Linked DNA regions of Homo sapiens: region 2 is linked to region 1. Evidence: chromatin contacts called from ENCODE POLR2A ChIA-PET data. All regions are on one chromosome and are shown on one strand. Each heading gives the region's core, a stretch centred on a gene start or an enhancer-like site at or near the end of the contact. The rest is flanking DNA. Distances are from core to core; before and after follow the strand shown.

Region 1 (3,244 bases), core at 370-2,869:
TCTCACCTCAGCCTCCTGAGTAGCTGGGACTAGAGGCTTGTGACACCACGTCTGGCTAATTTTTTTTTTTTTTGTACTTTTTGGTAGAGACAGGGTTTCACCATGTTGCCCAGGCTGGTCTCGAACTCCTGAGCTCGAGCGATCTGCCTGCCTTGGCCCCCCAAAGTGTTGGGATTATAGGCATGAACCACCACACCCGGCCACAAGATTAATATTTTAAAAGGATATACTGTTACACAGATATAAAATGCAAAACATTTAATTCATTAATTAATAAGGAAACCCTCATTAATATAATTTGAATATTATAGTCCATTTTAAAGAAAACTATCAAGTTTAGAGTCAGATAAAGAATGTTGAGATGCATTTACAAGTGGATGCAAAACTCGAAGAACTGAAAAAACTGGTCAATATTTATGTGTGATAAAGTATTATCTTTTCCCTAATCTTTGCAAGGTTCATGGCAGTGACCCCTATAACAAAAGACAGATCAGCAAGATAAAAACATACATCTTTATTTAACCAAAGTTTTATTTAACCAAAGTTTAAATTTTATTTAACACAGGAGCCTTCAGAAACAAAGACCCAAAAGAACTGAAAAATCTGTGTATTTTTATGGGCAGTCATGCAGAAGTATGATCAAAAGCCAAAAGTGTATTGCAGGAAAGTTTACACTTCCCCTCTGAAAGTTTGATAATAGCATCTGCTGAAATAAATGGACAACAGGCAGATTAACAGGAGAAAAGGCTGATGAATTCATTAATATGCAAGTGCAAGAGAGTTACACAAATGAGAGTCACACAAAGTAAACTCAAAGGGCCAGATAGCTGAAGCTTAAATGCCCTCTTCATAGCAGTAAGGGAGGTGGGGGCTCTAGGCAATTTTAGAGAAAGAGTAAACGATTCTTAGGGGGAATGAATGGGCCCAAAGAACAGGCAATATCGTGTCACAAAGTTCGTCTGGGCTCTGGGTTTGGTGTCAACTCCAGTCTCCTTTCCTGTGAGTTAATCTTCTCTGTTTAATGAGATTGTAGGGAGAGGGCCCAAGACAACTGCATTCCTTCTGAAGAAACTTCCCTTGGTCAGATAAGGGAACTTCAGAGAAAGCCTCTCCCTGTGTTCTGGGAAAGGCAGAGGAGTCAGAGACAGGAGCGGGAGGGAACTGGGGGAACTTAGCAAGGCCTGTTTGTTCAGATTCTTCTTGGCATCTCTGTGTCTTTATTCCTTTTCTCCAGATATAGAGAGAACCCCTCTGAAATGAGGGCCTTATGACCTACTTCAGGAGAAGTTCAATTCAGTTTTATGGCCTGCCTCAGGGGAGAACAGTGGGAGAACAGTGGGAGAAGGCCAGAGAAACCTCCCAGCTTCTCTTGTTTTCTCGAATGCCGAGGTGCCACATTTTGGAGTAGTATGTCGTGAACCCTATCATACCAAAGGAATAGAATCAACTGCATTTCACTGTACAATTGATGCAATTTGCATTTCTTTAGAAGGAAACTGTCTTACTACCAGATTTTTACAAGTCAACTGTTATCTCTACAGAGTGGTAAAATATCCTAATCAAAGAAAAGCTAGGGGCCGGGTGTGGTGGCTCACGCCTGTAATCCCAGCACTTTGGGAGGCCAAGGTGGGCAGATCACTCGAGGTCGGGAGTTTGATACCAGCCTAGCCAACATGGTGAAACCCCGTCTCTACTAAAAATACAAAAATTTGCTGGGCATGGTGGCAGGCGCCTGTAATCCCAGCTACTTGGGAGGCTGAGGCAGGAGAATCGCTTGAACTTGGGAGGCAGAGGTTGTGGTGAGCCGAGATCACGCCATTGCACTCCAGCCTGGGCGACAAGAGTGAGACTCCGTCTCAAAAAAAAAAAAAAAAAAAAAAAAAAAAAAGACAAACTAGGAAGAGATAAAGAAAGAGATAATCTAGAAGGATGAACTATTTAGGCCAGGACTCCTACTTAATTTCAAAGTTCCACAATTTTTTCTTACAAGGACAAAAGTGGGCATTCATCTCTAATCCTTTCTCATGCCAATACTCTGGTTCTAAACCCCACATCACAGATGGGAAAGTGGAGGCTCAGCTTGTGGTGGTGGTGTCCTGTGAGCTGTCTCCTTCCAGCAGCGCCCCCACCAGGGTTTGCCTCCTGCTTCTCCCCTTCCCTCAGCTCATCCCAGCACCATAAAAATGAAGCATCCTCTGTCCTTTCTGGACACCAGAGACACCTTTTGAGGAGAAGTGGGTTTTCTGGCTTTTTCTCTGTCCCTGGCCCAGAAGCAGGACACTTATCCATATTGACTTGAGTATCTAATAAGTAGCACGTAAGTCAGAACCAACCTAATTAACAAGGGCACTTGTGTTAATAAGCACCTTTCAATCCATGCAGGGAGCTAACACACTCAGAATACAAAGGGAAGAAAAGACATTATCTTGAAATGCCTGGGCTCCCACCTAGGCTGAGCCTCATGAAGTCATTATGGGTAATTATGGGCTATTACATGCTATCACCTTGGCAAGACAACTACCCTCAATTGCCTAGAGTCACAGGTCCCTCAAGTCCGGGAAGGTAAGGGCAACTTTCTGTTTTCAGTTCTTTTCCATCCTACCTCTTGTGAGCACCCCCACCAGCCCCTCCATGCCATCATTCAGGTTTCACCCTGTTTTGTTATCCTGTTTCCTTTTGCTACTGGGAACTCCAGAAGTCTCAAAGAGCTTTCCCAATTCTCCACTCAACTCACTTTGAGCCGGTTTCTCCTTTCCAGGGAGAGTTGAGGAGGCCTATGGGGCTTGAAATGGGGAGAAGAATGGGTCCCTGAGTTGGGTAGGGCTAGACAGGAAAAGCTACAGCTTGGCTGTAGCTGAATTACAGAGGATGGGGCAGCAGGGAAAGTGGGGTGGGGCTCAGAGAGAGAGAGAGAGAGAGAGAGATGGGAAAAGGAAAAACCAGAGAAACTGAGAGCTCAGGGCAAACATTTAAAGCTTTTGCAGATCTCCTTCTAAAGGGGGTAGACCGCGTGATGGCCTCTTCAAAACTCCAGTTCAGTAAGAGAAAGGACAAAAGTGTGGGCAACCATCTCTGATCCTGGCCAAATTCTTTATGGTAGATTAAACATGGTCACAAATTATTTGCTGCTTCTCAGAGGTGGGGTTCTGTTTCCTCAACCTTTGGATCTGGCCTGCTTTTGTAACTTGCTTTGACTAGTGGCATGTAGCAAAAGGGATGCTTTGACCAGTAGAATGTAGCAGAA
Region 2 (3,244 bases), core at 520-3,019, 1.1 Mb before region 1:
AAAAAAGGATTCGTAACTAGATACTCTATAAAATTTTGCATTTGGCAGAGTAACATTATTGCCAACTTTTTACCCAAAAAACATAATAAAAGATTACTTATGATTTCAGATCTTCACACTGGGCACTGAAAAAAGTACAAGTTCTAGGATATTTTTCAGAATGTTTTAATATTAAATGATTATAGTTCTTATCCATAAAGACAAATTTAGTTCACCCAAGGGGAAAGGACAACTCAGAATTCTTTCACTGGTCTTCCCCACAGCAAGGGTGTGATGTACAAAAAGTCAGTATCAGACCACCGGGGTTCTTACAGTGTGGCTGAGACTCATTCTGACCTCAATTAACACAAGGTGAGAAGAAAATACAGAATCACAATGGCCTAGAAAAACCAACAGACTCTTATTTATATTCTACTCTGAAACTCAGCTAAAACAGCAATTTCTAGACACAGGATAAAGATATTATGTTCTATTAAACTTGCCTTTGCAAGTGGGGAGGCAATTCTCTTCCTAGGTGGAGAGCTTTCAAACAACAACAACAACAAAAACAGAATTAACATCTGTGGAAAACTTACTATATATCAGAATCTGTGAGGCAAATTACAGATATTTTCAATTCAATGTGAATAGCAACTCAATAAATTAAAAAGCTATTTTTGACACACTTGCAGTCAACAAGCATATGAAAAATTGCTCAACATCACTAATCATTAGAGAAATGCAAATCAAAACTAAAATGAGATACCATCTCACACCAGTCAGAATGAATATTATTAAGAAGTCAAAAAATAACAGATGCTGGCAAGGTTGTGAAGAAAAGGGAACACTTATACTGCTGATGGGAGTATAAATTAGTTCACCCATTGTGAAAAGCAATGTGGCAATTCCTCAAAGAATTTAAAACAGAATTACCATTAGATCCAGCAATCCCATCACTGGGTAAATACCCAAAGGAATATAAATCATTCTACCACAAAGACACAAGCATATGTTCACTGCAGCACTATTCACAATAGGAAAGACATGAAATTCAACCTAAATGCCCATCAATGGTAGACTAAAGAAAATGTGATACATATACACCATGGAATACTATGCAGCCATAAAAAAGAACAAGACCATGTCCTTTGCAGCAACAGGCAACATGGATGAAGCTGGAGGGCCACTATCCTAAACAAACACAGAACAGAAAACCAAGTACTGCATGTTCTCACTTAAAAGTGGGAGCTAAAGAACGAGAACACATGGACACAAAGAGGCCAACCACAGACACTGGGGCCTACTTCAGGGTGGAGGGTGGGAGAAGGGAGAGGATCAGAAAAAATAAATGTCAGGCACTATGCTTATTACCTGGACGACAAAATATCTGTACACCAAACCCCTGTGACATATAGATTACCTATATAACAAACCAGCACATGTACCCCTGAACCTAAAATAAAGGTTTAAAAAAAAAAAACAGCTGATTCTTTTTTTTTTTTTTTTTTTGAGACAGGTTCTCACCACTGTCAGTGAGGCTGAAATGCAGTGGTGTGATCACAGCTCACTGTATCCTCGAAATCCTGGGCTCAAGCAATCCTCTGCTTCAGCCATCCAAGTAGCTAGGACTACAGGCACACACCAGGACGCTTGGCTAATTTCTACAGGCACATGCCACAGTTGGCTAATTTTTTTTTTTTTTTTTTTTTTTTTTCAGAGATGAGGTCTTACTATGTCACCCAGGCTGGTGTCAAACTCCTGCTCTAAAGCAATCCTCCTCCTGCCTTGGCCTCCCACGATATTGAGATTACAGGCATGAGCCACCGTACCTGGCATAAAAAGTTATTTTTGACTTCCTGAAAATGCTGCGCCTCTTGACTCCAGCAATAAATGAAGTCTTTACATTTCAAATCTGACTTTCCAAGGACTTAACCATCTCAATATAATGACAAATTTGCCCAGTTCATTAATACCAAAGTAGCAATGATGGGCAAAAGATCATTGGTACTTGTACTTATTGCTAAAAGATAATAGCTAGAATCCAAGGCTTTCAAAAACAGATTAACAACTTTCCCACTCCCTGGCATGGTCACATCCATTTAACATTATTTACTGGGTGCTCCACACTATAAGCACTATAGGCAAATAATCTTATTAAAAGGATCCAAATATTATAACCCTGAATGGAACAGTTGGATAAGACAACCCAGGTAATCATTTTCCATTGATTTGTCCTTACCCCTCAGTAACCTTTTTCCTGACACACCAGTAATAAATTCCTGTTGCTTTTGCTCAATGTTATCTTTGCCTCTTTCATACAATTTAACAGCTGGTTAGCCAAATGACCTAAAAACTGTACTATATATTGATTTCTTGCTCCAGCACTTATCCTCAGATGACATGAACACAGGTATACATATTGTCTATCACATACTCTGATACATATTTTTTACAGATGATAAGAGTACATCTTCTGTAAAAACAAAGTGAGACAAGTTTGGGAAGAAAATTCTTCCCAACAGAACACCTAAATCTCTCTCTACTCTCCTAAGTTTTCTCCACCCCTACTGCACAATCCCATACTTAAACAGCTTAACTGGTTTCCTCCAAATTGTACTCTCAACTTCCCCCCTTTATTTGAGACTCTGTCACCCAGACCGGAGTGCAGTACACGATCATGGTTCGTTCACTGCAGCCTGGACCTCCAGGGCTCAATCCACCCTCCTACCTCAGCCTCCCGAGTAACTGGGACTACCAGTACATGCCACCACGCCCAGCTAATTTTTTTGTATTTTTTGTAGAGACAGGGTTTCACCATGTTGCTCAGGCTGGTCTCAGACTCCTAAAGTGATCCACCTACCTCAGCCTCCAAAAGTGCTGGGATTACAGGTGTGAGCCACGATGCTGGCCTCAAGCCCCTTTTCTAAGCTCCCCTCTCCCAATTCATTATTCACCTCTCAACTGAAGCTTTTAAAAATGCACATCTGAAAAAAAAAAAGTGTACCTATCCCCCACTTAAAACCTTAGGACAAACACCAAAATTCCTAATTTGGATTACCAGGCCTTGCAAGATCTGGACCACGATTACTTGCACAGCCTTGTTTCATCTGCGCTTTTCCCCAGGCACTTTCTCTTCCAATACTACCAAGTCTCTCTGGGTTCCCACAATAGACCTTGCCTTCTCTGGCCCTAGTTCCTTCAACATGTTTCCTCTCTGAACTTCATTTTCCCCCTTAGGCTTTTCTTTTCCTAACTTTTACTTACC

The links. ChIA-PET counts read pairs that join two places held with the same protein, here RNA polymerase II (POLR2A).
Region 2: POLR2A ChIA-PET joins it to region 1 with 11 read pairs in activated CD4-positive, alpha-beta T cell. The contact joins two enhancer-like sites. POLR2A ChIA-PET finds 5 or more read pairs at or near these places in 3 of 52 experiments (GM10248, PC-9 and activated CD4-positive, alpha-beta T cell).

Annotation. Positions count from the first base shown.
Region 1 is chr1:112,870,677-112,873,920 of GRCh38, reverse strand. The region is part of intron 1 of LINC01357 (long intergenic non-protein coding RNA 1357); the gene reads right to left. Among named protein-coding and RNA genes, the nearest start is that of MIR11399, 9.8 kb to the left of the region's middle. Within about 2 kb of position 1,619, at least 2 of the 41 ENCODE cell types and tissues checked have a DNase peak (open chromatin) inside an H3K27ac peak, as active enhancers do.
Region 2 is chr1:113,933,234-113,936,477 of GRCh38, reverse strand. The region is part of intron 1 of HIPK1 (homeodomain interacting protein kinase 1); the gene reads right to left. Among named protein-coding and RNA genes, the nearest start is that of HIPK1-AS1, 5.3 kb to the right of the region's middle. Within about 2 kb of position 1,769, at least 2 of the 41 ENCODE cell types and tissues checked have a DNase peak (open chromatin) inside an H3K27ac peak, as active enhancers do.